Regions from separate parts of the Mus musculus genome. Here region 1 is linked to region 2. The links are chromatin loops, found by intact Hi-C in ENCODE. Cell type or tissue: gastrocnemius. All regions are shown on one strand. Each heading gives the region's core, and the rest is flanking DNA. Links, peaks and the distances in the headings are about the cores only. Region 1 holds the start of Gtf2h4 (general transcription factor II H, polypeptide 4). Region 2 holds the start of Atat1 (alpha tubulin acetyltransferase 1).

Evidence for each region. Peaks named below come from ENCODE experiments on the same cell type or tissue, not always from the same donor. Only the 100,000 strongest peaks of a DNase experiment are listed, where the experiment ranks them.
Region 1: a loop joins it to region 2, with 2.5 times the contacts of the local background. A loop is called at or near these places in 1 of 42 quality-filtered maps.

Annotation. Positions count from the first base shown.
Region 1 is chr17:35,667,588-35,683,536 of GRCm38, reverse strand. Gtf2h4 (general transcription factor II H, polypeptide 4) reads left to right here and starts at 9,794. Exons shown (of 14, transcript NM_010364.4): 1 at 9,794-9,981; 2 at 10,709-10,851; 3 at 11,440-11,544; 4 at 12,180-12,311; 5 at 12,575-12,671; 6 at 12,792-12,880; 7 at 13,061-13,172; 8 at 13,279-13,347; 9 at 13,506-13,589; 10 at 13,776-13,908; 11 at 14,098-14,228; 12 at 14,880-14,927; 13 at 15,031-15,109; 14 at 15,535-15,809. The coding sequence starts at 10,712. The coding sequence ends at 15,707. Vars2 (valyl-tRNA synthetase 2, mitochondrial) reads left to right here and starts at 15,945. Exons shown (of 29, transcript NM_175137.4): 1 at 15,945-15,949. Ddr1 (discoidin domain receptor family, member 1) reads left to right here. Exons shown (of 18, transcript NM_001198833.1): 16 at 1-100; 17 at 764-913; 18 at 1,019-1,970. The coding sequence ends at 1,159. In gastrocnemius, for the core only: a CTCF peak has its summit at 9,588; a DNase peak (open chromatin) is centred at 9,718; H3K4me3 peaks cover 1,629 bases; H3K27ac peaks cover 1,277 bases.
Region 2 is chr17:35,906,133-35,919,779 of GRCm38, reverse strand. Atat1 (alpha tubulin acetyltransferase 1) reads left to right here and starts at 9,712. Exons shown (of 13, transcript NM_001142744.1): 1 at 9,712-9,851; 2 at 10,289-10,349; 3 at 10,430-10,521; 4 at 10,632-10,692; 5 at 10,814-10,927; 6 at 11,116-11,217. The coding sequence starts at 9,745. Gm16279 (predicted gene 16279) reads right to left here and starts at 10,045. Exons shown (of 2, transcript NR_167681.1): 1 at 9,687-10,045; 2 at 9,260-9,577. Mrps18b (mitochondrial ribosomal protein S18B) reads left to right here and starts at 3,340. Exons shown (of 7, transcript NM_025878.2): 1 at 3,340-3,488; 2 at 4,976-5,084; 3 at 5,191-5,288; 4 at 5,378-5,446; 5 at 7,376-7,442; 6 at 8,302-8,361; 7 at 8,824-9,400. The coding sequence starts at 3,417. The coding sequence ends at 9,113. It overlaps Ppp1r10 (protein phosphatase 1, regulatory subunit 10), which reads right to left and starts at 2,584. Exons shown (of 19, transcript NM_001163818.1): 1 at 2,064-2,584. It also overlaps Mir1894. In gastrocnemius, for the core only: a CTCF peak has its summit at 11,962 (motif pointing right); DNase peaks (open chromatin) are centred at 9,694 and 10,191; H3K4me3 peaks cover 857 bases; H3K27ac peaks cover 783 bases.

The sequences.
Region 1 (15,949 bases), core at 7,335-11,334, 230 kb after region 2:
CTTTGGCATGAGCCGGAATCTCTACGCTGGGGATTATTACCGTGTCCAGGGCCGGGCGGTGCTGCCCATCAGGTGGATGGCTTGGGAGTGCATTCTCATGGTAAGCTGCCAAAAGAGGCAGGCTGGGAGGGGAGAGCGGGGACACAGGCTGCTGCTCTGCTCCTCAGCCTCTTGCCTTTCTGGGGCTACACACTCCTTATTTGGAAGTCGAGGGTCCCTCTGGATCAAGAAACTGGGAAGGAGGGCTGGAGAGATGGCTCAGCAGTTAAAAAGCACCCACTGCTTTTCCAGGGGTCCTGAGTTCAAATCCCAGCAACCACATGGTGGTGGCTCACAACCATCTGTAATGGGATCTGATGCCCTCTTCTGGTGTGTCTGAAGACAGCTACAGTGTACTTAGATATAATAATAAATAAATCTAAAAAGAAAGAAAGAGAGAGAGAGAGAGACAGAGAGAGAGAGAGAGAGAGAGAGAGAGAAACTAGGAAGGAACAGTAGTGGATGGGGAAAGTGGTCCAGGAGCCAAGGGTGTGGGTGCTAGGATGGAGGGGTAAGAGTTAGGATGGGACTGGGGGGGTTAGGTTAGGATGGAGGCTCAGTACCAGCATGAGGAAGGGAGGAAGAAGAAGAGGAGGAGAGGGCCAGAGTATGGGGCAGCGGGAGGCAGGAACAGAGGAGCAACTCAAGGGGTGCAGTCAGGAGAGGGGATAAATCTACTCCCACTGAGATTTTTCTCTGCTTTTCTTGCCTTTTTGTGTGCCAGGGGAAGTTCACAACAGCCAGTGACGTTTGGGCCTTCGGAGTGACCCTGTGGGAGGTGCTGATGCTCTGCAGGTCCCAGCCCTTTGGGCAGCTTACAGATGAGCAGGTTATCGAGAATGCCGGCGAGTTCTTCAGGGACCAGGGCCGGCAGGTCAGAGCCGAGGGGAGGGATGTGGCCCAGGTGGGCAGAGCATGCTGTTACAGGAACTAAAGGTCATCTGTCCCTGCCTATCTATCATTCACATTTCCCTCGCAGGTCTACTTGTCCAGGCCACCCGCCTGCCCACAGACCCTGTATGAGCTGATGCTCCGGTGTTGGAGCCGGGAGCCCGAGCAGCGGCCGCCCTTCGCCCAGCTTCATCGGTTCCTGGCGGATGATGCGCTCAACACGGTGTAAACTCAGGACCCGGCAGCCCTTTCCCAATGGGAGCCATCCAGGGGAAGCTGGACTCGAAAACCAGAGAAGCCTATGGCACCGCACCCCACCGTCTCCATACTTGCCCATTCCCAAGAGGCAGTGTCTCTGCGGGTGGGCTGGGCCTGCCCGAGGAGCAGATACACACACTCCCTTCCGTTTCTTCCTTCCATCTGCCAAGTGCCACCCTCCCAGCTGGCCCTGTGGTTGGGATCCTGCCTGACTTCTTCCAGCTATCCCCTTGGGGAAGAACGGGGGCAAATGCTGGGCGTACACTGGACAAGGCCCACTGGACAACACTGGTTCCTGGGAGGTGACGGTGCCCCCCAGCTTTCTTCTTGTCACACACTGGACGCCGCCAGCTGAGAATTAGAGGGGTGAGGGGGACAAGGACGGCCAACCCCTACAGCGGTCCTCAGCCCTGGCTTCCTTCTGTTCCGCCCCCTGACACACTGGACCTGGGGGCGATCCCTGCCGTTGATCCTCAGTCACACACCCCTCCTTCTCACCTGCCATGCTGCAGCTAGAACTTCGCAAAGCCTCTATGTTTCTGTGGAGTAAATATTAGGATGGGGAACAGAGGGAGCAATAGCTTGAGGCTGGGGGTGGGGATTTCTATTGTAGCTACCACATTGGTTTTTCTATAATCACGCGGGGTTTGTACATTTTTTGGGGGGAGAGAAACACAGATTTTTACACTAATATATGGACCTAGCTTAAGGCGATTTTAATCCCCTGTCCTAGGCAGGTAATAATAAAAGTTGAGTTGTTTTTTGTTTTTTGTTTTTCCACAGCTGTGGGTGTATTTCCTGGGGTTTGGGTAATACCTGCCTCCTGGCTGTGGTCCAGTGTGGGTCTATCATCGCATAATCCAGACCTGTTGCCAGTTGGGCCATGAGAGCCACTCAGGTGCTCTACACGGGGAATGTGAATAGTGGTGTCCTTTGGTGGCAGGTCAAAGGTGCCATGGAAGCCATTGGGAATTCTGTTCTGGCTCATCATAAAGGGCAGTGCTAGTTATTAAAAATGGAGGTGTGGGTTCTTGTTCTGCTTGTCCAAATTCTAGGATTCTGAGGGCTGGGAGACCCAGGTGATCTCCGAGTTAGGTTTTGAAAGTATGAGACACCTGGGTGAAAGGCACACCAATGAGCCTGTAGGAGCAAGCTGCAGCCAGTGTGAAGGCCTCAAAGAGTTCACTTTGGGTGGTAAACAAAAAACCAAAAGACAAAAACAATCCCATGGCGGGCTTGAAGGAAACAGCTCCATCTTCGTAGCCGTTCCCATGAAATAAGGACCCTGGGGTTTTGGTTGATGATATTCACAAAGTCAGTCAAATGGATAATGAGGAGGACGGAAAAGGTAAATTCAATCTGAGATGGAATTAATGGGCTCTCAGGGGCCAGGCCACAAATCTAGCAGCCTTGCTAAAGCTACATAGGTCAGACTGCCTTCAGATTAAGGCCGACATTGATGGGCTAGAGTTCAGAGGTCAGACGTTAGAATAATAAGCAGTGGAGTCCCGGGCAGGGAGCCACAGTTCCCCGAGCTCTGCCCAGACTTGCTCTAAGCATTAGAGCGACGTAACTCTAGGTTCTTGTGATGTTCAGTGTGAGCAGGTCCAAACCTGCCCCTCTCCCAGGATGGTGGCAGCATCCACTCAGCAGCACCTGTATCATCCTGGATCCTTGCTGCAGAGTCCAGCATGAAGCTCACAGGTCTGCTTGCCAGATCTCTCTTTTTTCTTTTTCTAAGATGTATTTATTTATTTTATGTGAAGAGGGCATTGTGGATCCACCATGTGGTTGCTGGGAATCGGACTCATGACCTCTGGAAGAGCAGCCAGTGCTCTTAACCGCTGAGCCATCCCTACAGCCCCACAGATCTCCATTCTTTCTCCACATCTCCGCTTGCCCTGGCACATACTACAACACTGTAGTCTCCTAGCTAGTAAGCCAGGACTGTTCTGACCCTTTCTGGTTTGTCTTTGGTTCTGCAACCATGGAGACCTTGCTCTGAGACTGGGTCTTAACAAAGCCCAGACTTGTCTATCTCATCTTGCATAACCTGGAAGTGATTCTCCTGCCTTCGCTTCCCAGGTGCTGGAATTAGAGGCTCACAACACCACACCTGGTCCTCTGTATTTTTTATTTTAAAAATTATTACATTTATTCATTTAGTGTGTGTGCACGTGCCACGGTGTGTGCATGTGGAGGTTAGAGAACAACCTGCAGAAGTTGGTGGTCTCTTTCCATCATGCGTGTCCTGGGTATAAGACTCAGACGTGGTGGCAACTGCTGCCATCTAGCCACCACCTGTAAAATTTTGTATTACATTTTTCTTATTTTATATGTATGTATGTATGATGGGGGATTGAACCCAGGACCTTGTACATGCTAAGCAAACACTCTACCACTGAGCTATATACTCCCAGTCTCCCCCTCACTCCCTCCTTGGGATCTTTATTTTTTTTTGTTTTCAGACAAGGTCTCACTGTGTAGCCTAGGCTGGCCTGGCTCCCTATGTAGATCAGGTTGCCACTGAACTCAGAGATCTACCTTACTCTGCTTTATGTATGCAGGAATTAAAGGTGTGGGCCACCATGCCCAGCAGTTGTTTGCTTTGAGTTAGGACCTCACTCCTCCTGTCTCCAGTCTCCTGAATGCTTAAATTAGAAGTGTGTTCCACCAAGTCCACTTCTGGTTGACCTTTTAGGAACAAAACCTTGTCTGAGGCTGGCTGGTTCCTACGTCCTATGCAGTACCATTCTCCTGTGTATACCAACCACAGCACTTCCTCTAAGTGCTCTAAGGGCCGCAGACCTTCCTGGCATATGTATGGCCTTTGTAGCATGGTTTTGTCCCCTGCAATAGTATTCCCTGGGGTCTGCTTTGTTAGCTGCTGCTAGCCCTTCATCAGTCTCCTCTGGTCAGGCCAAACCCCAGTGATGCTCTTCAGCCCAGCAATCTCTGCTTTGCTCAGTTATATGTGCAATTTCACATGTTTTGGGTATGTGTCTTTACAATATGTTTCTTTGAGCCGAGCGTGGTGGTGCACGCCTTTAATCCCGGCGCTTGGGAGGCAGAGGCAGGCGGATTTCTGAGTTTGAGGCCAGCCTGGTCTACAAAGTGAGTTCCAGGACAGCCAGGGCTACACAGAAAAACTCTGTCTCGAAAAACAAACAAACAAAAAAAACCAATATGTTTCTTTGACTATTGGATTATAAGCTGCAAAATGGCTAATTTTTGGAACACAGGGCTCAGATCATTGGGGGAAAAAAGACATCAAATGTCTAAAAGGCTAACATAAAAGTATCGATGGAATTTAAAAAGCCATGGGCTGGAGAGATTGCTCAGTGGTTAAGAGCACATTGGCTGCTTTTCAAGAGGACCCAGGTTCGGTTCCCAACACTGATGTGGCAGCTCACAACCATCCATTCATTACTCCAGGTCTGGGGGGAGGTGGGTGGTTTGACTTCCTTAGGCACCAATTACGTAGTTCATATATATACCTACAGACAAAATATTCATATATAAAATAAAAATACATGTTGGAGAGATGGCTCAGGGTTAAGAGCACTGACTGCCCTTCCAGAGGTCCTGAGTTCAACTCCCAGCAACCACATGGTGGCTCACAACCATCTGTAATGGGATCCGATGCCCTCTTCTGGTGTGTCTGAAGACAGCTAGAGTGTACTCATATACGTAAATAACTAATTTAAAATAAAATAAAAAAATAAGCAAAAAGACTAAAGAAGTAAAAGTTAAAATAAATTAATTTAAAGATAATAATTTAAAAGAAGAAGTGGAAGTTAGGGCTGGGTGTGGTGGTGTGCACCTGTAATCCTAGGACAGGAGACCAGGCAGCAAGATCAGATTTGGTTTGGTTTGGTGTGGTTTTTCACAGGGTTTCTCTGTGTAGCACTGGCCATCCTGGAGCTTGCTCTGTAGTTCAGGCTGGCCTCTGCCTGCTCAGTGCTGGGATTAAAGGCGTGCACCGCCACTGCCCGGATGAAGATCATGCTTTTAAAGTCATCCTCAGCTATGCTGATTCAAGGCTGACCTGGGCTACAGCATGGGACCCTGTCTCAAAAACCTCAAACAAACAAACAAACAAACAAACAAACAAACGTACCAAGAAATAAAAAATAATAAAAATTATAGAAATAATTGGTAATGTTTTACTGAGAATCTGCTATGTAGCAAATATTATAATTGTTCTATTTAATAATACAACATACAAACCGCTCCCATTACAGAGAGAGGAAAACTGTTAGGTTATGAGTAGCACAGGCAGGAAAGACTGAGGCTGGTAGGCAGTGGCCTGTTTATTAGATACCTGCCAGCGCTAGGAAGATTTATGACCAGGTGCCTCGTAAGGCTGTTTCTTCACGGTTGTCTCCAAGATCCCAGCCTGAGCCGTGTCGCTCTATTAGACAACGCTGCTCCCTCTGTTGGATCCTGCCAAGCAAAGTCAAGTTGAAGCCCCCACAGCTTTCAGCTTATTCATCGTGGCAGGGTCTCCCAGTCATTCTGATATGCATAGTTTCCCCTACAGGGGAGTGATTATCCCCACCCAACACTTTATGTGCGTGCTGGAGAGCCAAACCCTGATCCTCACACCTGGATAGCCAATGCTTCTATCACTAAGCCAACTAGGGGACCTTTCCGTTTGATGTCAAAGCTTCTTATGAGCTGTTTAAGCTACTGTGTAATTTGCATTTTTCTCTCTGCTGATGGGTCATGTGCAGTTCAAGGCTAGTATACACCCCTTCTTTCTCAGGGGTGCCCAGTGTTCCACATTGTTAGGATGATTCGTGTTTTATTAAACCAACCTCTGGCCGGGCGTGGTGGCGCAGGCCTTTAATCCCAGCACTCGGGAGGCAGAGGCAGGCGGATTTCTGAGTTTGAGGCCAGCCTGGTCTACAAAGTGAGTTCCAGGACAGCCAGGGCTATACAGAGAAACCCTGTCTTGAAAAACCAAAAAAAAAAAAAAAACAAACAAACAAACAAAAAAACCAACCCCTGTTTATTAAACAGACCTGTGAACTGTTCCCATTGACTTCAGGAAACATCTTCTTCTTCTTTTTTTTTTTTTTTAAGGTTTATTTGTTTATTTAATGTGAGTACACTGTAACTGTCTTCAGACACACCAGAAGAGGGCATTGGGTCCCCATTACAGATGGTTATGAGCCACCATGTGGTTGCTGAGAATTGAACTCAGGACCTCTGGAAGAGAAATCAGTGCTCTTAACCGCTGAGCCATCTCTCCAGCCCAGGAAACATCTTTGATGGGTAAATCTGCATTTACTCTATGAGTTAGAGTTTCAGGATGATACAATATCAAGACAGGGTTTCCCTGTAAAACAGCAGTGGCTGTGTTGGAACTTGCTTTTGTAGACCAGGTGGGCCATGAACTCACAGAAATCCCCCTGCTTCTGCTTCATGAGTCTTCAGATTAAAGGCATGTGCTGACACACTCTGCTTGGATCTTGCGCGCGCTCGACTCGACCAGCAAGAACGACGCTGCAACAGGATCCTTCTGCACACGTTTATTGGGAGAGCTTGATTGCAGAGGCGAAAAGACTTTTTGCCCAGAGCTGGTGCTGCTTTTATAGGCCTAGGAGAGGCGTGTCTCATACCCTGATTGGTTATGCACTAAGCCTCATTTGCATGTTCCTCATCTGATTGGCTACTCTCTCTCAGTACCTCACTGAGCCTCATTATCATACCTCATTTGCATGTCTCACATCTGATTGGTTATACTCTCAGTACCTTACAGAACCTCATTATCATGCCTGGGCCAGGCAGTGTTTTTGCAAAAAACTTTACTGCATATGTACACATTGGTTGTTTGTCCAATCTTATGCATGGTGGCCAGCAGTAGTCAGTGCCACTCAGCAACGGCACATGTGGCTTCCCACACTTGGATGATACAGTTCTTTTTCTTTTTCTTTTTTTTTTTTTTTGGTTTTTTGAGACAGGGTTTCTCTGTACAGCCCTGGCTGTCCTGGAACTCACTCTGTAGACCAGACTGGTCTCGAACTCAGAAATCCTCCTGCCTCTGCCTCCCAAGTGCTAGGATTAAAGGCGTGCGCCACCACTGCCTGGCAGATGATACAGTTCAAATGGTGGTTTTGCTGAGTCCAAAGATAATCGAGTTAAAATGGTTTGTATAAACTGGTTTATGGCCTGCCTGGTTTTTTTGTTTTGTGTTTTGAGGCAGGGTCTCTTTATGCTGTCCTGCAACTCTCTATATTGGATAGCAGCCTGACCTTGAATTTACAGAAATCTGCTTGCCTCTGCCTCCTAAGTACTGGGATTGAAGGACTCCTCCACCACCACTCCCAATCTCCAGCCTCTGCCTATCTCCCACTGCAGGCAGGATTGCAGGCCCACATGCCACATTCAGCCTTTTTTTTTCTTTCCTGCTGAGATTTGATTGTTTCCTTTTTGTTTTTGTTTTTTGTTTTTTCGAGACAGGGTTTCTCTGTGTAGCCCTGGCTGTCCTGGAACTCACTTTGTAGACCAGGCTGGCCTTGAACTCAGATATCTGCCTGCCTCTGCCTCCCGAGTGCTGGGATTAAAGGTGTGTGCCACCACACCCGGCTGGTTGTTTCTTTAATCAGTTGCTTTTGTTCTTTTAGCTTCTTTTCTTCTTAAAGAAGATTATTATTTTTAAGTTATGTATATGCACAGATGTGTCCAGGTGCTACAGAGGCCAGAAGAGGGCATTGGATCCCTCCCCCTGGAGCTGGAGTTACAGGCATTTTATTTCTGTTAGATTTCTGAAGCAGCTTAAAGGGACAGGGGGCAGAAAGGAAAATGGAGACTGACTTCAACTGACCGGACGGTTTTTTTCAGACACAGCGTTAAAGTAGCATCTGCCAAAAGGAGGGGGGTACTTGGGTTTATATAGGAGGTTTGAGGAATGGGAAGTTAAATGCCGATTCTGGGGCTATGTGCAAGCCTTCAATTTCTCCCTCCTGGAGAAAAGGCCATTTTATCTTTAGATACTGACCGGCCTCGGCTGAGAGCTTGGTAACGGCAGTGAGGGGGAGGGGCTGGTGTTCCAATATAGGGCCTAGGTCAGGATATGGTTAAAGGTTTATTCTAATATTACAACCAAGATAACGTCAGACTACTCTAATTTTTAAAAGATGACTTTTATTATTATGGTATGTGAGTGCAGGACGGTGAAGGCTGGGATTCACATCGCCATGGCATGGGCATGGAAGTTGGATATCTCTCCCCCTCTCTTCAGGTCACAACATAGCAAAGCCTTTACCCACTGAGCCATCTCACCAGCCAGTGATTTTCCTTAAAATACATAGTAAAGCATAATCAAGTCCTTACATGGCCTTACCATTTTTGCCCTTGGTAAATGTGTTTCTCATCTCGGTACTGGGACTTTCTTGTGCAGATCTCTTATTCTGTTTTTGTTTGTTTGTTTGTTTGTTTGTTTGTTTTTGGTTTTTTTCGAGACAGGGTTTCTCCGTATAGTCCTGGCTGTCCTGGAACTCACTTTGTAGACCAGGCTGGCCTGGAAGTCAGAAATCTGCCTGCCTCTGCCTCCCAAGTGCTGGGATTAAAGGCGTGCGCCACCACACCCGGCTCAGATCTCTTATTCTTGTTGAGCTTGATAGCCTGTGATGTAAGAATAACAGAATTTGCCCCCATAAGAATTGGAGACCCTACAGATGACCTTAGTTGATGTCATTTTCCCTTTCCCTTGTCTTGCCTAGGATAAATTCATAAATCAAATCAGGGCAAATGATAGCTTTCTCTTAAAAATTGCAATGTAATCTTCTAACTCCCCAGGGAGTTGGAAGAGATTAAGATTGAGTGAGCAGGTGGGAGGATGGTGGAGAGATGGCTGTCCTTCCAAAGGGCCCAAGTTCAATTCCTAGCACTAACATAACAGCTCACTGCTGTATGTAATTCCAGTTCCAGGGAATCTGACTTCACATAGACATTTTGATTGATTGAGCTCCAAATGAGGGCAATTGTGTTGATCCACGTCATGTGAAGATGTTCTGCACTGATCATTATCTCAGTTTCGTGAGGAACAACAGAGGTCAAGAAACCCAGTTTGTCGCCGGGTGTGGTGGCGCACGCCTTTAATCCCAGCACTCGGGAGGCAGAGGCAGGCGGAGTTCTGAGTTCGAGGCTAGCCTGGTCTACAAAGTGAGTTCCAGGACAGCCAGAGCTATACAGAGAAACCCTGTCTCGAAAAACCTAAAAAAAAAATAAGAAGAAGGAAGAAAGAAAGAAAGAAAGAAAGAAAGAAAGAAAGAAACCCAGTTTGAGGTCTCTACATCTAACATAACACCACTAAGCTGCTTTAGTACGTCTCCGATAGGAGGCCCCGGAGCTCCTCCAGGTTTGCTGCCTCCTCCTGATCTGACAAGAGATTCACCTTGCTGTATAGGGGAGAGAGGCGCGGAATCAAAAGGTCTGACTTCGGATGTTTCTAGGGAATCCCAATGAAAAGCCACCTTTTCTCGGCCGGCCTTCTTGCGGTGCCTTTAGGGATTTGTAGTCAGAGCCTGACTCATAGTCTCCAATGTAGGCTAGAAGAGGACTACAATTCCCAAGATGCCTTGCGACAGGCGAGTGCATTGCCTATTCTAACCCCCTTTACTCTTGACACATTTCTCTGCTCTCCCTTCTCTTTGGACTGCTTATTGACTGGGTCCTGTCTGTGAAGTTCTTCGTGGTTCTCCCACCTTTTAGAATTCTCATCCTTTATTTCCAGGAGCCAATGCGAGACATTAGCACTGATTAGGCGACGGCTGGTGACCCGGGGTGCGCGAGGGGGAGCCGAGTGGTGAGGGGGTTTGAGAAGGGTAAGGGAGAGAGTTGAGCGAGAAGCGGAGTGAAAGGAAAGTCGGGGAGATGTGAGGAGCTCAGAGGCGTGGGTCTCAGTGAGAGGGGTAAGGCTGGCTGGAGGGAAAGGGATAGAAAGGGATTTAGGTTGGTAAGCATGAGGCAGTTTATAGCCGTGTCCCCAGATGAGAGCTAAGGATTTGACCCATTTGGACTGATCTGACCAGGAGGGTGGACAAGAGAGAGAAGCCTGGGCTCAAATAAGTATCTTTGTCAATGCTTAGGTGAACTTGAGATGTCATTGATATGCAAAACACTCGCAAGTATGAAACGATAAGTAATTCAGTCCACACCGGTGAGGATCTGGATTTGATCCTCAGGACCATACACAAAAATGAGACTAATTCCACCTCCTGGAGACTGAACAAAGGCTGAACTTCAAGGGCAGATATGGGATGAAAAGCCTGGTGGCCACTTGGGAAGTAAAGGCAGATGGATCAGGGGTTCAAATCCATCCTTGGCTCCATAGCAAATTCAAGGCCATTGTGAGCTGCATAATGAAGAAAAGAAGCAGGACACGAGGGGTTTGGGAGGAATAGGTGATAAGTGGCATCAGACAGGAAAGTACAGAAAGTGAACCTAATAGATCTGGAGTCAGTGATATAGGCCTGGGTCATGTGGGAGTTCTGACATTTGTCCCTCTCAGGTGATGGAGATCACCCCGGCGAGGGGTGGACTGAACCGAGCACACCTACAATGCAGGAATCTCCAGGAGTTCTTAGGAGGCCTGAGCCCTGGGGTGCTGGACCGATTGTATGGGCACCCTGCCACTTGTCTGGCTGTCTTCAGGTGAGGAGCCTTCAGAGCAAAGGGGATGTTTGGAGAATGTAATGGGGCCTGCAGACTGAAATTAGTTAGCACGGGGAGAGGCTTATTAGCCCAGCGTGAGTACCAGGGTGTTAGACATTACTCCAAAGTGTGTCAGTCCAAACCAGAAAGAGGTTGTGGGGACAGTGGGACTGCTAAGGACGTGGGAGATGGCATGAGACGTTTGAGAGACAGAGGTTGCAGGGTATTTGATCACATAGTGAACTCCAAGATTATGAACCAGAAAAACCTTGTTATTGTGGCTCAGCCCTAAGCACACACCTTTTTTTTAGCCAAGGGCTAATGTCAACCGTAGGTCAAGAGATGGAGCAACCAAGTAAACAGAAATTAGCAACGTTGAGTTGAAGGGAATTTAAGACAGTGTGGAGAATTCTCGGAGAGGGAGCTTTTTCTTTCTGGGATGTCATTGGAGAAAAAAAGGTCAGCTGGGTGCTTTCTCTGCCTCTCTGAGCAGTTGGGATGTTTGTTTTTTTTAAACCACAGGCAGATGAGGGCAGAGATGCAGGTGTGAGGTGGCTTCTGATAACATTTGGCCTCTGAACCTTACAGGGAGCTCCCCTCTTTGGCTAAGAACTGGGTCATGAGGATGCTCTTTCTGGAGCAGCCGCTACCACAGGCTGCGGTGGCCCTGTGGGTGAAGAAGGAGTTCAGCAAGTGAGTCCCGGGCGGGCGCAGCTGCTTCGAGCTTCCCAACAGCCACATTTCTCAAAGGACTTTTGTTTGGAACACTTGCAGGGTGCACACACAGAGGAGCTAGGGGAATCAGATGTGGGCCTTTCAACAGAGCCTGCCCTACACAAGGAAAACCCTCCAGAATACACCTGCAGAGGTTTCCACTGTGGAGAGTTGTGTCTCTTTAGCTGTATGCTAACTAGAACAAAACAAACAAACAAACAAAAAGACAAAGGGGAAAAAGCCGCCCCCGCACTCCCCCAACCCCAAGTTGATAGGTAGAGATAGGGAACCAGAGATTCAAGGATTATATCGTAAGTTTGATGTATTGTAAGTTTGAGGCTGTCCCAGGCTTCATAGGACCCTTCCTGAAACAAAACAAATGAAAAGGAAAAAAAAAAAAAAAAGAATTGACTTAGAAAACAAAACAGAGAAACCAACAACAATCAAAACGAACTAGGTTCTCCTTAGCATTGCAGTGCAGGTATCTGAGGTGAGAAACACAGCTTCGCCCTGCGACACTGTTCCAAGGGCCTCCCGTTCAGAGGAGATAGATGAAGCTCCCTGGAGGTCTCCTTGCTATTGGTGATACCCCACTCAACTCTGCTTCTGTCCAGGGCTCAGGAGGAAAGTACGGGGCTGCTGAGTGGCCTCCGTATCTGGCATACCCAGCTGCTCCCTGGTGGACTCCAAGGCCTCATCTTGAACCCCGTCTTCCGCCAGAACCTCCGAATTGCCCTTCTGGGTGGGTACGTCATTTCCCTCCCTTCCTGAGCTAGGCAAGGGGAACTGCTTATTACACTGGTGGGGGAGAATCTCCTGAGAGGCCTCCCCAGAGCCTCTCCCCATCCCCACCCCCACCCCTTGGAATGCTCCTTCAAGAATACATTGGACCAGGTGTGGATGTAGGGTGCAGAAAATGTCCTTTTCTTGTAGCCCTTGGGATGAGGGTAAAGACCTAGGGATGCAGGAAGCAGACAGGGTTCCTTACTCCTGTGTATCCTGGCCACAGGGGCAAGGCCTGGTCTGATGACACAAGTCAGCTGGGACCAGACAAGCATGCCCGGGACGTCCCCTCACTGGACAAGTATGCTGAGGAGCGCTGGGAGGTGAGGAGTGTGCCTCTGCTGTGCGCCCGTTCCCCCTGGGAGCCGAGGAACCGGCCTCCACTGTGCTCCGGTTCCCTGTAACCCTCGAGACCCCAGGCTCCTGACCCTTTTCGTCTCTAGGTGGTCTTGCACTTCATGGTGGGCTCCCCCAGTGCAGCTGTCAGCCAAGACCTGGCTCAGCTCCTCAGCCAGGCCGGGCTTATGAAAAGGTAAGGAGGGCAGAGCACGGCAGCTCTCCGCTCGGCCATCTCCTTGGGTCTCATATAAAATGGGTGTCTGGGGTTAGGAGGAACTGGAGAGAGCTGGCTGAGAGGAGGGGCCTAAGTGTGTGTAAGATGGACTCAGTGCAGCCTTTGCAAGCTGCCACCATCAGCCCGCTCTGTGTCTAGCACTGAACCTGGAGAGCCACCCTGCATCACTTCCGCTGGCTTCCAGTTCCTGCTACTGGACACGCCTGCCCAGCTCTGGTACTTCATGCTGCAGTATCTGCAGACAGCCCAGGTAAGAGCCAGGGCCTCGGACGGATGGCGTGCTCCTGTCCCGCTGAGTAACTCCCTCACTCCCTCTTCCTGTCTCACCTCCTGCCGCTCTGCCGCTTCCTTCCCAGAGCCGGGGCATGGATCTGGTGGAGATTCTCTCCTTCCTTTTCCAGCTCAGCTTCTCCACTCTTGGCAAGGTCAGTAGGGGGCTGGAGGGCAGGGAGGTGAGGAGAGGTTATGGAGGAAAACGGCAGTGACCACAGAACCCCCCGAGAAGGCAAAGCAAGGAGGGCACATAGGCTGGGTAGTGACCGGTGGACGTGTCATAGCCCCCAGCTGGCCATCTCTTCCCCAGGACTACTCTGTGGAGGGGATGAGTGACTCTTTGTTGAACTTCCTGCAACACCTGCGTGAGTTCGGGCTTGTTTTCCAGAGGAAGGTATGTACACCCAGCCACCTGGCCTCTAGGAGAGTCGGGTGCTGGGGTGCAGCTGCAAGACTAGGACTAGTACTTGGGTACTAGTACTAGTAGCTAGGACTGAGTACTTGGGTCATTTGAGGGAGGAGGTTTCACAGGAGGGTGGTTACCAGAAAGAGGACCCCATCTTGCCCTGTGTTCTTCCAGAGGAAGTCCCGGCGTTACTACCCCACACGCCTGGCCATCAACCTCTCATCTGGTGTCTCTGGGGCTGGGGGCACTGTGCACCAGCCAGGCTTCATTGTCGTGGAAACTAATTACCGACTGTACGCCTATACCGGTGGGTCTGTGTGGGGGTGAGTGGGTAGGGAATGCAGAGGGGAAGGACACAGGAAAAAATCCAGTTAGGACCGTGTTTCCTGGGTGGTTTATGTAGCTCCCTAGTATTTATTCCTACACTTGAGGGTGGGGCTGGAGGAAGGCAGGGCTGGGCAGCCTCCTCACTCCTCCTCCTCTATCCCTGGGGCAGAGTCGGAACTGCAGATCGCTCTCATTGCCCTTTTCTCCGAAATGCTCTATCGATTCCCCAACATGGTGGTGGCACAAGTGACCCGGGAGAGTGTGCAGCAGGCCATTGCTAGTGGCATCACAGCTCAGCAGGTATCCCTACTTGGAGTAGAGGTCGGGAGAGGGGCTGTGCTCATCCTGGGGGCCAAGGTATTCCTGTCACAGCCTCAGGTCTGTCAGGGGAGGTGGCGAGTCACCGGGGTAACCTGGAAGGTCATGGAGTGAGACGGTCTAGCTCTGAATCTGTCTCACTCCACAGTTCACGGCTGCCTTGTCTTTGCGAGCCTTACTCTGCTCCCAGTAAACAGCAGTCCAGGGGTGCTGGAAGACTAGATGTTAAGATGCTTAGCTTAGAGCCTGCTGAGATATGGTTGCTACTGCCATCTTAAAGAAAGAAAAACAAGGCAAGACTATGGAGAGAACAGATGCATCATAGAGGGACTCGCAGGAGGTGCACCTGAAAGTAACAGTAGAACAGGCCTGGGTCTTGTCAGGCTTGTGGCTAGGAGAACAGAGATGCTGTTTCAGTGACATTAGCTCAGATGACTTTCTACATTCTTCTTTTTTAAAGTTTTATTATACATAAGTACGCACCAGAAGAGAGCGTCAGATCTCATTACAGTGGTTGTGAACCACCATGTGGTTGCTGGGATTTGAACTCGGGATCTTCTGAAGAGCTGTCAGTGCTCTTACCCACTGAGCCATCTCGCCAGCCCGATTTTCTACATTCTTGTGTTTTCCTAGATAATCCATTTCCTAAGGACAAGGGCACATCCAGTGATGCTCAAACAGGTATGACTGGGTACCAAGACTCAGGGGGGCTGGCAGCCTGGGCACCTAGCCGCGAGAGGATGGATGAGAAGCCAGGTCCTATAGCCTCACCCTTGTCCTGCAGAATCCTGTGCTGCCCCCCACCATAACAGACCAGATTCGGCTGTGGGAGCTGGAAAGGGACAGACTCCGGTTCACTGAAGGTGAGTGGCTTCCGCTGACCTAATCTCAATCATTGGCTAAAGAGGTAAGGCCAGCAATTTCACGCAAAAGTTTTGTGCATTTCGTATTTGTTTCTCAAAAGGGAAGGAGAGGAAGACTGATCTTTTATTTTGGTATATTAGTAGCAGGAAATATGTCCCAAATCAGTGCAGTTTGAATTAAGCTAGGTGAGGGGATAAGAGGCAGGGTAATTCAGTCTTCTCTTTAGGTGGGTTTGCGTGGCTTTTCTTGTGGATTCTGCTGTCTTTTCGAGTGTCTGGATGCCACAGGTGTTAAAGTTGAACAGTCGACTATCCGTAGAGAATTAGTCCTAAGAACTGTGGCCTGCAGCCCCTGCCTGCATGCTGCTTGGAGGGGCAGAGACCACTGCAGCCCCTCACCTCCTGCCTGTCCCACCCGACCCCAGGCGTCCTGTATAACCAGTTCCTGTCGCAAGTGGACTTTGAACTGCTGCTGGCCCACGCGCGGGAGCTGGGCGTGCTTGTGTTCGAGAACTCGGCCAAGCGGCTGATGGTGGTGACGCCGGCAGGGCACAGCGACGTCAAGCGCTTCTGGAAGCGGCAGAAGCACAGCTCCTGAGCCGGCCAGGTCCAGCCCCGGGCGGGCAGCTTTCCAACTCAGATGTATTTTGTTTACACACCGGGATATTTCTTGTTTAATAAAATTATGGAAAAAAATCTACGCGGCTTCAGACGTCTGCCGGCGTTTCCCTACCCAACGCAGTGATACCCGCTTCTAGCCAGAAAGCCGGAGGAGCGAGAGTCTTTTACGCATGCGCCTGCGTGTCCCCGCCCACGCATGCGCGCGCACCTCGCCATGCA
Region 2 (13,647 bases), core at 9,648-13,647:
ACCAGAAACCGTAGCTTGACTCCCCCTGCCTCGAGTTTAAACTGCAGCCTCCTTTCCTAAAGATTCACTTCTCATCCTAGTGCCAACATACAGGAACTAAGCAACTGCAGGTGATGGCACTGAGCACAAAGAGTTTATCCCCAAACTGAGAGGTGAGAATAAGGATGGTTTACAAGAAAGTCCTACCAGTACCCACCCTTTCCCCAGACTGTTACAAAGCAACCAATACCCAGGTAGTGTAAGGACCCTTCCTGAACAGCATGGCACACTGCAGTTCCCTCAGGCCCTGCGTCTTGCCCAAGTCTCTCTAAAGCAGTCGGGGTTGAGCTTTTTTCCACCCCTGTCCACTGAAGCACGGAATAGGTCCAAGCAGTTGTGATGAGTGGAAGGTGAAACCAAGGCAATGGGCTGACTTTTAACACAAAACCTAGAGCTACATACACAAGGACCTGGACAGCCTCCATCCCTAGTGCTCATTAAGCTTTTATCCCTGGAAGATTTATCATATAAGATAAAAGAAACAAGAAAAAAAAAAAAAAAAAAAAAAACCCAAAACGTATTCTCCCCAACAGCAATCTGCAAAGGGAGAGAAGACAGCTGCTTGGGGGCGGAGTCTTCAGAGGAAGCAAGCTGATTACATCACCTTTCACGGTGGCTCCACCCCCTTGACCAAGCGTCTAGGGAAGCCCTAAGCTGACTGGCAAAGGAGAAAAACAAAGGAGAGGGACGCCATTTTGTTATGGAGAAGATTCAAAATTTAAAAGGCCGGGCAGATCTGCCGGTAGCTTTACTTAACACTGTAAGGCACTAAGTTAAAAAAACAAAAACAAAAAACAAACAGAAGCCATCCCTCTGACCACCACCCTCAACTTGACCTATCTTAAATCAGTTTAAGAGCCTATTACTGAAAATAAAATCAATTAATATACAATTTTCTGCGGGATAAGAATCTGAATTTGCAACTAAAATTCAACTTACTACCGCCGACCATCCCAATCCTCCCTACAAAAGCCAAGTGGTAGGACTTGGACCCCTCAACAAATAGGACCGAGGGGGGAGGACAGGAGAAAAATGGGTCAAGACACAACCTGCAACGCCGCTTGCAAGACAAAAGGACAAGCAAGGAAAAGTCGCCATATTTGAAGCAGGGAGGAAAAAAAAAATCTTTTAACGACACAATCTTCTAGAAAGATAGCATTCAAATGCACTAATGGCTTTTAAAATTATACTCCTGAGTTCCACATTTCCCAACCTTTCCACCCTCTTAGCTGTATCCACCACCCACTAAAAAAGTATCAAGTTAAAATGTTAATCACTTTTGCCTTTAAATAACCTATGCAAGCTGAAACAATCACAAGACATTCTTTACCTCCCCAAATGTTATTGTATGTACTTGTTACTATGATTTTTGCCCTAAATTTAAGTGTCTTGCAATCTTTATTCCTAGATTGCCACCTATTTTAACCACACAATATATCCCAAGCAAATTACATTAAAATAGAGAGGATTTAACAGTCACTTTAAAGACATAGCCAGCTAATATTTCTCTGCCCATCTCCTTACCCTGCAATCTTTATGTACAGATTGCTTATTAATCTGGCAAATTGAAAGGCGTTCTGCTTGTCTCACACACAAAGAAGTGGGACTTCTGGGCCACAAGATCCACCATCTTTTGTATGTGAGCTCATTAACCCTTTTGAAGACTGCTAACCAGAGGAAGGTAACCATTCCTCCTTATTATCGCAAAGGCTTATGCTCTGGCAGTCTGGAAATCTGCTGGATTATCAAGGGTTAACCGTCAAAATCCTCACTGGCTGGCCCTCCCTTCACCCTCTCCCTTGCCTGCTCCACAGCAGGGAAGAGGCAGGTGGTAGGGGAGAGAGAACAAAGACTGTTTAGACCCACAGGACCTTTAATGGAGATTTAAGAGACCCGATTGGTCCTTCTCTCCAGTACTCTACATTTGTTCTATGGTCTCATTTCTTCCTCTCATTATTTTTGGTTTCACAACGGGAAACGTTGATTTCTTGTTCAAGGCTGGTTTTTGAAAATTCGACACTTACTATCCAATTTTTTTGCGACGTCAGCACCTCGGGCTCAGGGGGGAGGGGTAAAATTTTGGAGGAAAAAAAATAAAGCAACCAACCAGGACCCAAACTCAGTTACTTGTGGGGCCTCATTGGATCAAAAAGTCTCTTTTAAAAAAAGTAAAGACCAACTCAGTTTTCATTTCCCCCCCGCCCAACTCCATTTAGGGAGAGGGGGTCGTTGAAAAAAAAAGTCTGAGTGGATTCCAAAACGGAAATGCTGGATGAGTGAGATTGGGTAGGTTTGGGCAGGGAAGGTGGTTGATTATTTTTGAAGTTATGTGGTGACGGTCCTTCGGCCACAGATCTCAAGTCCCAAGCAGCGTGGGCTGGTGGGGTGGGCAAGATAGGTGGGGAGGGGCAGAAGACACGAGTGGTTGGGCTGGTGGCTGATTTCCCTTTCCCCCCTCTCAGGATCCTTTCAAGGGTTTAGATGTTGCTGAGGCTTGTTTGTTTTCCTGATGGCCGGCCTGTCTTTCTCCGAGAAAATTCAACCTGGGGTAAAAGGAACACAAAAGGAGGAAGGTGTAATCAGTACGGGTCGCCTTTAAACGTTTCAAAGTTGTCGCAGGACGCAGCCGCATTAGGGAAAAACGTGGCTGCCCATTAAATCCGAAACCACCCCGTTCCCCCGGCCCGCTCTCGGCAAAACGTTACCCTCCAAAGCGACGGAGCACCCAAACTTACCTCTAAACGAACCCCAGAATGGCGGCCGCCCGCTCGGGCGGAGTCTTTTATACCCGGCCACCGCCCAACGCACCCTAACGTGATGGAGAACCGCCCTCGCCGGGACACATTGTGCGCGAGGCGAACTCTGATTGGCCAGCGTGCGAGCCGGGTCGCCCGCGGATTGGACGTCCCTCCTCCACCTTCCCGAAGCCCCCTTCCCTCGGTTCCCCTCTTCCGTCTCCTTGCTATCACCTCTACGCCAGCGCGTGATCGCCGCGTCCGGCACCTCCCTTTCCTCTGCCTCCACCACTTCCGCTCCGGCGACCCGGGGTCGCCCTCGGTTGGCCGAAACGGCCCGACGCATGCGCACTGGGAGCACCCTGGTTAAAATCGCAATCAAATCTGCTTTCATGTTAGACACTAACCATGGAATCTAGGATTCATCGTGACTGGTCCGGGAGAAATGCAATTTTGAAGGCTGGTTCGATTGTGACGCAGTTTAAATTCGCGTCTGTGGACCCCGCCCCTTGACGCTTCCGCCCTTAGACATGTGAGCAGCCGCCTTCCGCATTGCGGGGCGTGTCCTTGGCCCACCCTAGTGCGTGTCCCGAGCATGCGCAGTCGCTCTTCCGGCAGGCCGTACGTCCGGTGTGCGTCAAGATGGCTGCCCCCTTGCGGCACACGCTTCTAAAGCTGGTTCCTACACTCTTACGAAGTTCCTATGTAGCTCAGGTAAAACGTTGGAGGGGTTTTCTCTACCTCCCCGTGGTGTCTATACTTTCGATCTTCCTTCCATTAGGAGGAGTCAAGGGGCATGGGTTTTCCCACATGTCTACGTGTCAGCCCTGCACCAGCCTCCGTCCCCTACGGCGCGCGATTTCTAACTACCGAGCGTTCGGGTCAGAGCCAGGGTTACGGGTTATCATCGTCGTCTCCCGACTACCATTAGGCAAAAGAACTAAATGGTGGGGTTGCCCCTGTGGAAATGGGCAGTTTGTAACCAGGTCGTTGGTGCCTGAAGTGGCACCCAGGACGTGTTTGGTTTTTTTTTGTTGTTGTTGTTTTTTTTTTAGCAAAGGACCCTATTTTAAGGATTTTCCCCGGTGTTCGGGAGACAGCCCAGGTTGGTCTCATAGGTACTTTCTGAGCTTTCTACCTCTCCCTCCCAGATTATGGAATTAAAAGCAAGTACACTAGTCCTACTCCACCTCGTCACACGTCATTTCCCCATCAGAGCATGCTTGAGATCATTCTGCTCTCTGGATTGAGATTGCCCTTTAGCCTCAGGTACTCACCACCCTGGAGGTTCTCCGCAGGGCAGGGAGGAATAGGAAGGCTTGTCTCGACGCCACTCCCTAAAATGGGACTACAGAGTAGTGACAGAGGTTACCACCGAAGTAATAACAGGCTTGGTGGCTTTAAAGCTAGCGTTAGGACGCAAATTTGTTTTGCTCTGTGGAATGTTGACCTGCAGCATTTTAAGAAACTGATCAGCGCAGCGACTTTGGGGTTTTCTCATCTGTATGAATCATGCCCAGCTCTCCATTATTAATCTTTGTGTTTTCTTTTTATTTATTTATTTTTGGTATTTTGAGACGGGGTTTCTCTGTATAGCCCTGACTGTCCTGGAACTCACTTTGTAGACCAGGCTGGCCTTGAATTCAGAAATCCTCCTGCCTCTGCCTCTCTGCGGAGTGCTGGGACTAAAGGTGTGCGCCACCACGCCCAGCTTTCTTTTCTTTTTTTTTTTTTTTATTAAGAGATTTATTTATTATTATACATAAGTACACCGTAGTTGTCTTCAGACACACCAGAAGGGGTTGTCAGAGCTCATGGGTGGTTGTGAGCCACCTTGTGGTTGCTGGGATTGCTCTTACCCGCTGAGCCATCTTGACAGCCATTATCAATCTTATTTCCAAAAGTTTGGCATTTTTTTCACACCATAACCAACCAGTGCTCATCAAACGCAGATATTTGTATGCCAAGGTTTTTAAATTGTCACATCCCACTAACATCTTTTACCTTGTTGGCTTATCCTGCAGGGTCAGCTTGGGGCCCTAGGTAGAGTGGTTGTCAGTTTAGCATCAACAGAAATGCTACTTTCATAGCAGAAATGCTATTTTCTTGATGAGTTATACTGACATTTTGTGCACACGTTCCAAACTCTGTCCCCAGTGTATGATAAACCAAATAGTTGCAGCCTCTTACTCCCTTTTTAGGTTCCCCTCCAGACTCTTTGCACCAGAGGCCCTCCTGAAGAAGATGCTCCATCCTCGCTTCCCGTTTCCCCATATGAGAGCGAGCCTTGGAAGTACCTGGATTCAGAAGGTGCCTGAGGCTAGGGGAAAGGAGGGGAAGATGCAGCCCGAAGTGTCTAGAGAAGACCCCTTCCACTCTCGCATGCATAAGTAAACTCATCTGGTCTTGATTTCAGAATACCACAACCGCTATGGCTCTCGCCCTGTTTGGGCTGACTACCGCCGCAACCACAAAGGTGGTGTGCCACCACAGCGGACCCGAAAGACATGTATTGTGAGTTTCTAAGGTTCTCATCTTAATAGAGTGGGAAGAGGCCTCCTAGAAGGTATCATAAATTCTTTCCTTTTTTCCCTCCCCTACAGCGTAACAATAAAGTTGCTGGGAATCCTTGCCCAATCTGCCGGGATCACAAGTTGCATGTTGACTTTAGGGTAAGGAGAGTCTTTTATCCAGAATTAGAATTTGTAGCCTCCTCGCGGCGCTCGAGATTGTCAGAGGTGTCTCACAGTCTTCATATCCCTGAACCTGTACAGTCCTATTTTTCAGTGGTTGCCATTTTGAAAACACCCCTCTTTTGAGCTGGATTTGGTCGCACACACCTTTAATCCCAGCAGGAGTGAGGCAGATTTCTGAGTTTAAGCCCTGCCTGGTGTGCAGAACAAGTTCCAGGATAGCCAGGGCTCCACAGAGAAACTAACTCATCATGAAAAACAAAGAAGATACAGATTTTAGAGTAGACTTGGATGACATAGATCTGTAACCCCACACTGGCAGGCGGAAGCAGAAGTGTGAATTCCACGTTCCAGGCCTTGTCATAAACCTATACTATGTATTACAGAAAGGAAGAGAAAGCTCCTTTCTACTGGGATGATGCGCATAGATTAATTGAGAAGGTAGGAGTCAGTCTAAGTGGGTAGCTTCAGACTTGTTATGCAGCTGAACTGAGACCACACCTAGGTGTGTGTGTGGGGGGGGGTTATATATTTTTTCTTAAAGAATAAATTTATTAAGGAAAAACTTCCAAAGACAGGGAAAGTTCAAGGAAAGAGACCCTATTTATCTGTTAAATCACCAGCAAATATATTGTCTTGTGTGGGTGGGCAGACACTTTCCTCCATTTTACTCTTATGAGACAGGGTCTGTTTATGTATCCCAAGCTCTCCTCAGCTCACTGTACAGTCTCAGCAGCCTGAGTTCTGAGGGCCCAGGTGTCTACTGCCTTGCTTAGTTGTCTGTATTTCCTTGTCCTCCCAGAGTCCATTGAGATGCTGGGACCTGGGGCTAGGGGACAGAGATAAGAAGGGAGCTAAAAGTACAGTAGATTCTCTCCCCCCACACACACACACCCCTCTATCCCCAGAAAAGCCTTCCAAATGATGAGGCTTGCTTCTAAGTGAATGCTAAAGATTATAAAGATGCTCGAGGAGCCAAAGCTGTGGTTGTGCATCAAGGAAGCAGGGCATACGGCATGCCAGAGTGTTGAGGAGGGTGCTCACCCTTGAAGCACATCCTAGAGGGGACCGCAGTGCCTTTCCAGTGTGTGTACGGAGCAGGTTGCAGTGACTGGGATCCGCGGCGGGCGAGTGAAGACGTAACAGCCAGTTCTGTAACTCCACCGATGTGTCTGCTTTCTTCACTCCTCACCTCCTAGCACTGGTCTGTCTGGTTGTTTGATGCAGTTAGAACTTTTAAGTTGCTCTTAGTTACACACTGTATCTTACCATAACCTTCAGCAGCCCAGTGCATTACTTACTACATAGTCATCATTTTGGGGTAATTTCTGGACCTTGATGGCCATCCCTAATTTTTGCTCAAAGGTGGACCATTAGGAGCATGGCTTCTCCAAAACTGGCAGATTATAGGATGTGTGCATGAAATGAATTGGTGAGCGAGACAGAGAGCAGGAAGGAGCCCCTGTGAGGGTTTTGTTTTGTTTTTTGGGGGGCTTTTTTGGCTCTTTGTCTTTTGAGACAAGGTCTCTCTGTAAAGCCCTTGCTGTGCTGGAATTCACTCCACTCAAAAGCACAGACCCACTTGCCTCTGCCTCCCTCGCACTGCTGTGCGCCACCACTCCCTAGCTCTTCGTCTTTGCTTTGCTGGGCTTTTCTTTTTCCGGGAGGGTGGGGGTAGCACTTGCTGGCCTTGATCTCAAAGATAGTCTTCTGCCTCCTGTGTGTTGGGATTACACCTAACAAGATGTAGCCAAGGCTGGCCCTAACCTCCATTCTTCTGTGTTCCTTTTTCATCAAGTTCTGATGGGTTGTGCTACCACAAAGGGCTGTGTTGGTGTAAGGGGGACACACTTAGCCTACAGAGGTCTTGACCAGTCCCTCACACATTTGTTTATCTCTCTCCTGCAGAATGTGAAGCTCTTGGAACAGTTTGTCTGTGCACACACGGGTATCATCTTTCACGCCCCATACACAGGTTAGCTTGGCCCTCCTGTTATGACTTCTATAGTTTTTCCGTGGAGCTCCTTATTATGGGGTTGGGAGGTAGACATTCCTTTGATAGCTCCTATAAATAATAGCACACAGAAGTTTTTGTTTAATGAGAACCATCATTACGATAAAACAGTTAAATGTAGACAAAAGACTAAAGTTTTAGAGCCTCCCTGTAGGAGTGAGGGCTGTCTAAATGTACTTTAAAAGGTAAAGCGTGCCTTAAACTGTGAGTTTGGGGTCAGCCTGGTCTACATAGTGAGTTCCAAGACAGCCAGGGCTACATAGACTCCGGCTCAACCTTTTTTTTTTTTTTTAAAGGTGAACAGCTTGCTTCCTTGTAAAGTTTTCCACCTATCAGTCTATAAATTTGTGTGTATGTGTGTGTGACAGGGTTTCTCTGTACAGCCCTGGCTGTCCTGGAACTCACTCTGTAGACCAGGCTGGCCTCGAACTCAGAAATCCGCCTGCCTCTGCCTCCTGAGTGCTGGGATTAAAGGCGTGTGCCACCATGCCCGGCGATATGTCCCTTTTGTCAGAGTTTTTTTGTTGTCAGCCTACAGAGTGGAGCTGGGAATAATTGCTACTCTGTCACATTCCCTAATTTGAAATCACTTCTTATAAGATCTTTTTCTGTGGATTTTCCAAGTCAGCCTTAACCACATTTGTCATTGAGTCATCTTCTGGCCCATCTGTAGGCTCTGTCATTCCATGACATCTCTGTAGTGGCTGGACATCCAGGCAGATACAGGTCAGGGCCCTGGGGCATTAAATGGTCAGCTGTCTCTGTGTAGAAGACTTGCTGCTGTGTGGGACGCTGTCCAGGTTGACGTTTCTCTCCGTAGGGGTCTGTATGAAGCAGCACAAGAAGCTGACCCAGGCCATCCAGAAAGCCAGGGAGTGTGGTAAGTGAGAGCAAGGGGCAAGGGTTTCTGAGGTGCTTACGTGCTCCCATGTCTATGAGAAAGTACTCAGCAGACTCCTAGTTTTTCCACGTTGGGTGAGTTGCTGGACTCGGAAGTAACAGCTGTAGGTTCCAGGCTACTAAGAGTACATATTGAGATGATCTTTCAGGAAACACAAGGAAGGAACATTCCTTCTTCAGACTACTCTGTCTCCTGAATCTTGACAGTCTTGTGTTTCTTGGTTCTGACCTGGCTTATACAGCACCTTTGCACGGATGAGTGAGGAGGGAGAGCCCATGCAGTGCCCTGCCTGTTCTCTGTCTCCTTGGCAGGGTGTGCTGTGTATGCGCTGCTGGAATGTGCTTGGTGGTTATGACTGGTCCCTCGACTTGTAGTGCCTTTTTCTTGTCTTGAGTCTGACCTGCCCTTCCTCATCCACCATTATTTCCTTTAACCCCGTAGGTCTTCTCAGTTACTACGTCCCCCAGGTTGAGCCCCGGGATGCTGACTTTGGTACTGTGCATGGAGCTGTCAGTGTGACTCCACCAGCCCCCACACTGTTGTCAGGTGAACCTTGGTACCCATGGTACAGCTGGCAACAGCCACCAGAGAGAGAGCTGTCTCGCCTTCGCCGACTCTATCAAGGAAATCTCCTAGAAGAAAGTGGCCCGCCACCTGAGTCGATGCCAGAGATGCCCACTACACCACCAGCAGAATCCTCCATTGAGCAGCCAGGCTCCCAGAGTGCTTAGAACTTGTGACCTGGGGAAGTCAGACCAAGGGAGTACTGTCTAGGGCTACGTGGTATCCTGTGTCCTGCAAAGGGTTCTGTTTTGTGACAGTGGCAGACCCTATAGGGAACTGGCTGGCATGAAGAGAACAAAGCACATTTGACGTTGAGGGGGACTAGATGTTTATGGGTAACTGGTGAGGACTTACATATAAACTGGAGACTCTTGTGTATGCCCTTGATGGTGTGTCCCTGATTTAAACCTCCTGGCTCAGCTTTTATACAATAAAGCTGTGTCTCTTCACCCGTTCTTGACTCCCTTTGGGCTGTCTGTTCAAAACGTGGGTGTGAAGTCTATGAGGTGGGGTGGGAGTGTGGTCTACCCGCAACTCCAAGGGGTGTGAGACTGGTTCTTCTGAAGGTTCCCTCAGCTGTTCACTGGGAGGGCAGGATACTTGGTTGCCCTGGCATCTCAGGGGCACAGACCTACAAAAGGAGAACTGTTGCTAGAGAAAAATGGGGTTTCCCAGGCACTGTGAAACCATGGTGGGGGCGGGGCGAGCCCTCGGGGCGGGTCCTAGAGATAAAGACTTACCGGCCCTCTTAGCGGAAGTGACGTTGTGTGGGGCGTGTCTGGTCCCGCACAATGGGCCATGGAGTTCCCGTTCGATGTGGATGCGCTGTTCCCGGAGCGGATCACCGTGCTGGACCAGCACCTGCGGCCTCCGGCCCGCCGACCCGGAACCACAACGCCGGCCCGGTGACATTTCAAACCCGACCCATGGCCCTTCTGTCCCGGTTCCTCTCCAAACCTGATCCAGGAACCACGCCCCCTTCTCACTGACTACTGGCCATTTCTCCTGCGGTCTTACTTGTGTTTTGGTGACCTTTGACCCTGGATCTAGCCGGGTTAATAGACCTACATCTGTAACCTTTCACCATCTGGCCTAATGTGGCCTCAACAAGAGGCTATAGTTGACCCGCCCTTCCTACCGCGTCACAGTAACCTTAACACGGGAGCTGTGAAACCAAAGCTTGGGATCTGGAGGGGTGAGGTGAGGTGGGAGGTGAGGAAGAGTTCCAAGCAAAGTCAGAGACCCTGTGGAGGAGCCTGGGTGGGAGCCAAGCAGGCTGCCAGGAATGACTTACACGATGCTGTAACCTAGCGAGTGTCTGACCGGGCCCCTCTCTCTGTAGTGTGGATCTGCAGCAGCAAATCATGACTATTGTAGATGAGCTGGGCAAGGCTTCTGCCAAGGTACGGGGCGCCTCTAGGAGGAGGAAAGGGAGATGGGTGGCAGATAAGGAGCCAAACAAAGTAGATCTTCATCTCTGCAGGCGCAGCACCTCCCTGCACCCATCACCAGCGCTTTGAGGATGCAAAGCAACCGGCACGTTATTTACATACTGAAGGACACCTCAGCCCGACCGTGAGTCTTACTGTCATTATTCCCTGTGAATCAAACTCTTCTTACCTCCCTTTTACAATCTCTCCCAGACAGTTGCTCCTGCCTGGTTCATTATTTCCCCCATCCCACAGGGCAGGGAAAGGAGCCATTATTGGTTTCCTCAAAGTTGGATACAAGAAGCTCTTTGTACTGGTGAGTGTCACTGCAAACTAGCCATTTGTAAGCACTGGTGTCAGAGAAGAAATGGGGGCGGGGTGGGAGACAATGAAGAAGATGCATGGCTCCTAATGAGTATGTGTTCTTGACCTCTTAGGATGACCGGGAGGCTCACAATGAGGTAGAACCCCTTTGCATTCTGGACTTTTACATCCACGAGTCGGTGCAACGGCATGGCCACGGGCGAGAACTTTTTCAGCATATGTTACAGGTACCCAACAACCTTTACCGATTAGTCAGAATAGATCTAAAAGGCTCTTCACCCCGAAGCTCTAGGAGGCCCTGCTCCATGGCCCACAGTTGGTCCCCTTTTCTCTGTATTCCCTTACCAGGCTCCCAGTATCCTGCTAGCATGCTCCTCCTACAACCCCTGCCCCCAAGTTTTCCGTTTTCCTGCAGAAAGAGCGAGTGGAGCCCCACCAACTGGCCATTGACCGACCATCGCCGAAGCTGCTCAAGTTCCTGAATAAGCACTACAACCTGGAGACCACAGTCCCACAGGTTAGAGGCTCTGCACCAACCCTGGAGACGCCTGGCTAAGTTCTACCTCGGGTTGTTTCCATGTTGTTTTAGACTTACCTCATTTTCGTGTGTTTGAATGCTTTGCTCACATGTATATACATGCACCATGTTCATGCCTGTACACACAAGTTAGAAGGGGGTGTCAGAACGTGGGAACTGGAGTTACAGATGTTTATGAGCCACCATGTGGGGGCTGGGGGATTTGAATCTTAGTCCTCAAGAGCAACCAAGCGCTCTAAGCTTCTGAGCCACCTCTCCAGTCCCTATTTTTGTTTTTTCAAATAAGGTCTCAGTGGGTCACCCTGGCTGTGCCGTACTCACCTTGTATACCAGGTTGGCCTTGAACACACAGATCCATCTATTTCTCGCTCCAGAGTGCTAGGATTGAAGGGATGCTCCACCACCTCAGCTATACTTTTTATGAGGACTTTATGCCTGAGCTCTGTATTGACAGCACTCCTATCCCTCTTTCTCCCCCTCCAGCCCCTCCCGTGTCCCCCTCTCCCACTATTGTCTCTCATTATTGTTGCATGTACATGTGCACAGGTATATAGATAGGCTAAATGCATATATAAAACCCTCTGAGTCCCTCTAGTTTTGTTTATATGCACCCATCTCCAGGGCTCCACCGTGGGTTTTGTTGTTGTTTTGGTTTTTGGTTTTGGGTTTTTTTTTTTTAAAGATTTATTTTATATATGAGTACTCTATCTGCATGTACACCTGCATGCCAGAAGAGGGCATCAAATCACATCATATAGATAGCTAATGAGTCACCATGTGGTTGCTGGGAATTGAACTCGGGACCTCTGGAAAAACAGTGCTCTTAGCCACTGAGCCATCTCTCCAGCCTGCATTGTGGGTTTTTAAAACTGGATCTCACTAAATATCTCAGGCTGGCCTTGAACTCACAGTGACACTCCTTCTCTACCTCCTGAGTAATGGGGTCACAGGTATGCCTTGATGCCCAGCTGTTCTGTGTTTGAAAGACGCTTGCTATATACACACCAAACCTCACTCTCCTCAAATGGATGATCCTCCTGCCTCAGCTTGCCAAGAGCTAGGATTAAGTCATGATGTCCAGTGTGATTTATTTTTGCAACTAAATCTTTTTTCTCCTTACTCATTACATATTCTAGAAGCATTCATCCTGTCTTTTGGGGAGCTTTGCTTGCTTGTTTGCTTGCTTGCTTGCTTGCTTGCAGGCTTTTTGAGGCACAGTCTCCCTCTGGAGCTCTAGCTATCCTGAAACTCACTATATAGATCAGCTAGCTTCAGACTCTTGAGAGATCCGCCTGCCTTTGCTCAGAGTGCTGGGACTAAAGGCAAGCACCACAAAGGTCACCCTGCCTCTACCTCCAGAGTTCATCACCACACCTGGACATTGGCTGTTTACTAGACCTTATTTTATCCCCAAACACAACAGCTTGTTTCTACCTTGTTCTCCCACAAGTCCATTACATTAGTCATCATTTATGGAAGATCCAGAATAATAGACATTCCAGGCCTCAGGAAGCTTGGTTTATCATGGGACAGTGATTCTGTGAGTTTAGAAACACATTACTAATGCGTTCAACAACTGTTTATTGTGTATCTGACACTGTTGTGGGCACTAGGAATACTTTACACAACCAAACAAAAGAATCCAAATGTGGAACCAGACAAACAACTTATTCTAGGGCCAGGCAAGGGTGGTGCATGCCTTTGACTCCAGCACTGGGAAGGCAGAGCTCTGTGAGTTCATGGCCAGCCCGGTCTAAATATTGTTTTCTGGGGCTTCTAGGACCCCCTGGAGAGGCCCTGTCTCAAACAAACAAACAAAAAACCAAAAGGCATGCTTTACTGTTGATAAGTGTTCTGAGAAAATGAAACCAGTGCTGGTGAGGGAGGGGCTTACAGGTGCGAGCGAGTCAGATATTGGCAGAGCTCTCAACAGAGCTCTCAACTGAGAGGATAGCTCATTTGTGCGAGAGCATGAAGGAAGTGTGTGGAGGCACAGTGTCCCAGAGGAGTGATGGCCAGTATAAAAGGCTGTGCAGTGAGAATATGCCCACAGCAGTGTGACCGAAGGAAAGTAGTAGGTGAGAGCTAAAGCCAAAGGAAGGGAGCACACGGGTAGGGCCACACAGGTCACCTGTCTCCTTCACTTTGCTTGCTGTGCCAAACAAACAAGCCATAGAGGGAGCCAGGGTGGAAGTTCAGAAGACGGATAGGAAAGCAGAAATTCCTGATGAAAGGGAGTCAGGGACAGACCCAGGGGCAGCAGTAGAGGTAGGAAACGGTGGCATCTGAGGGTAAAACAAACATAATTTCCTTATGGAATAGATGTGGGAAAAATAGAGTTATGATTGGACCCAAAACAATAGGAATAGGAAGGGTGACATTGCATGATATAGGTAGATTGGCTTTCGG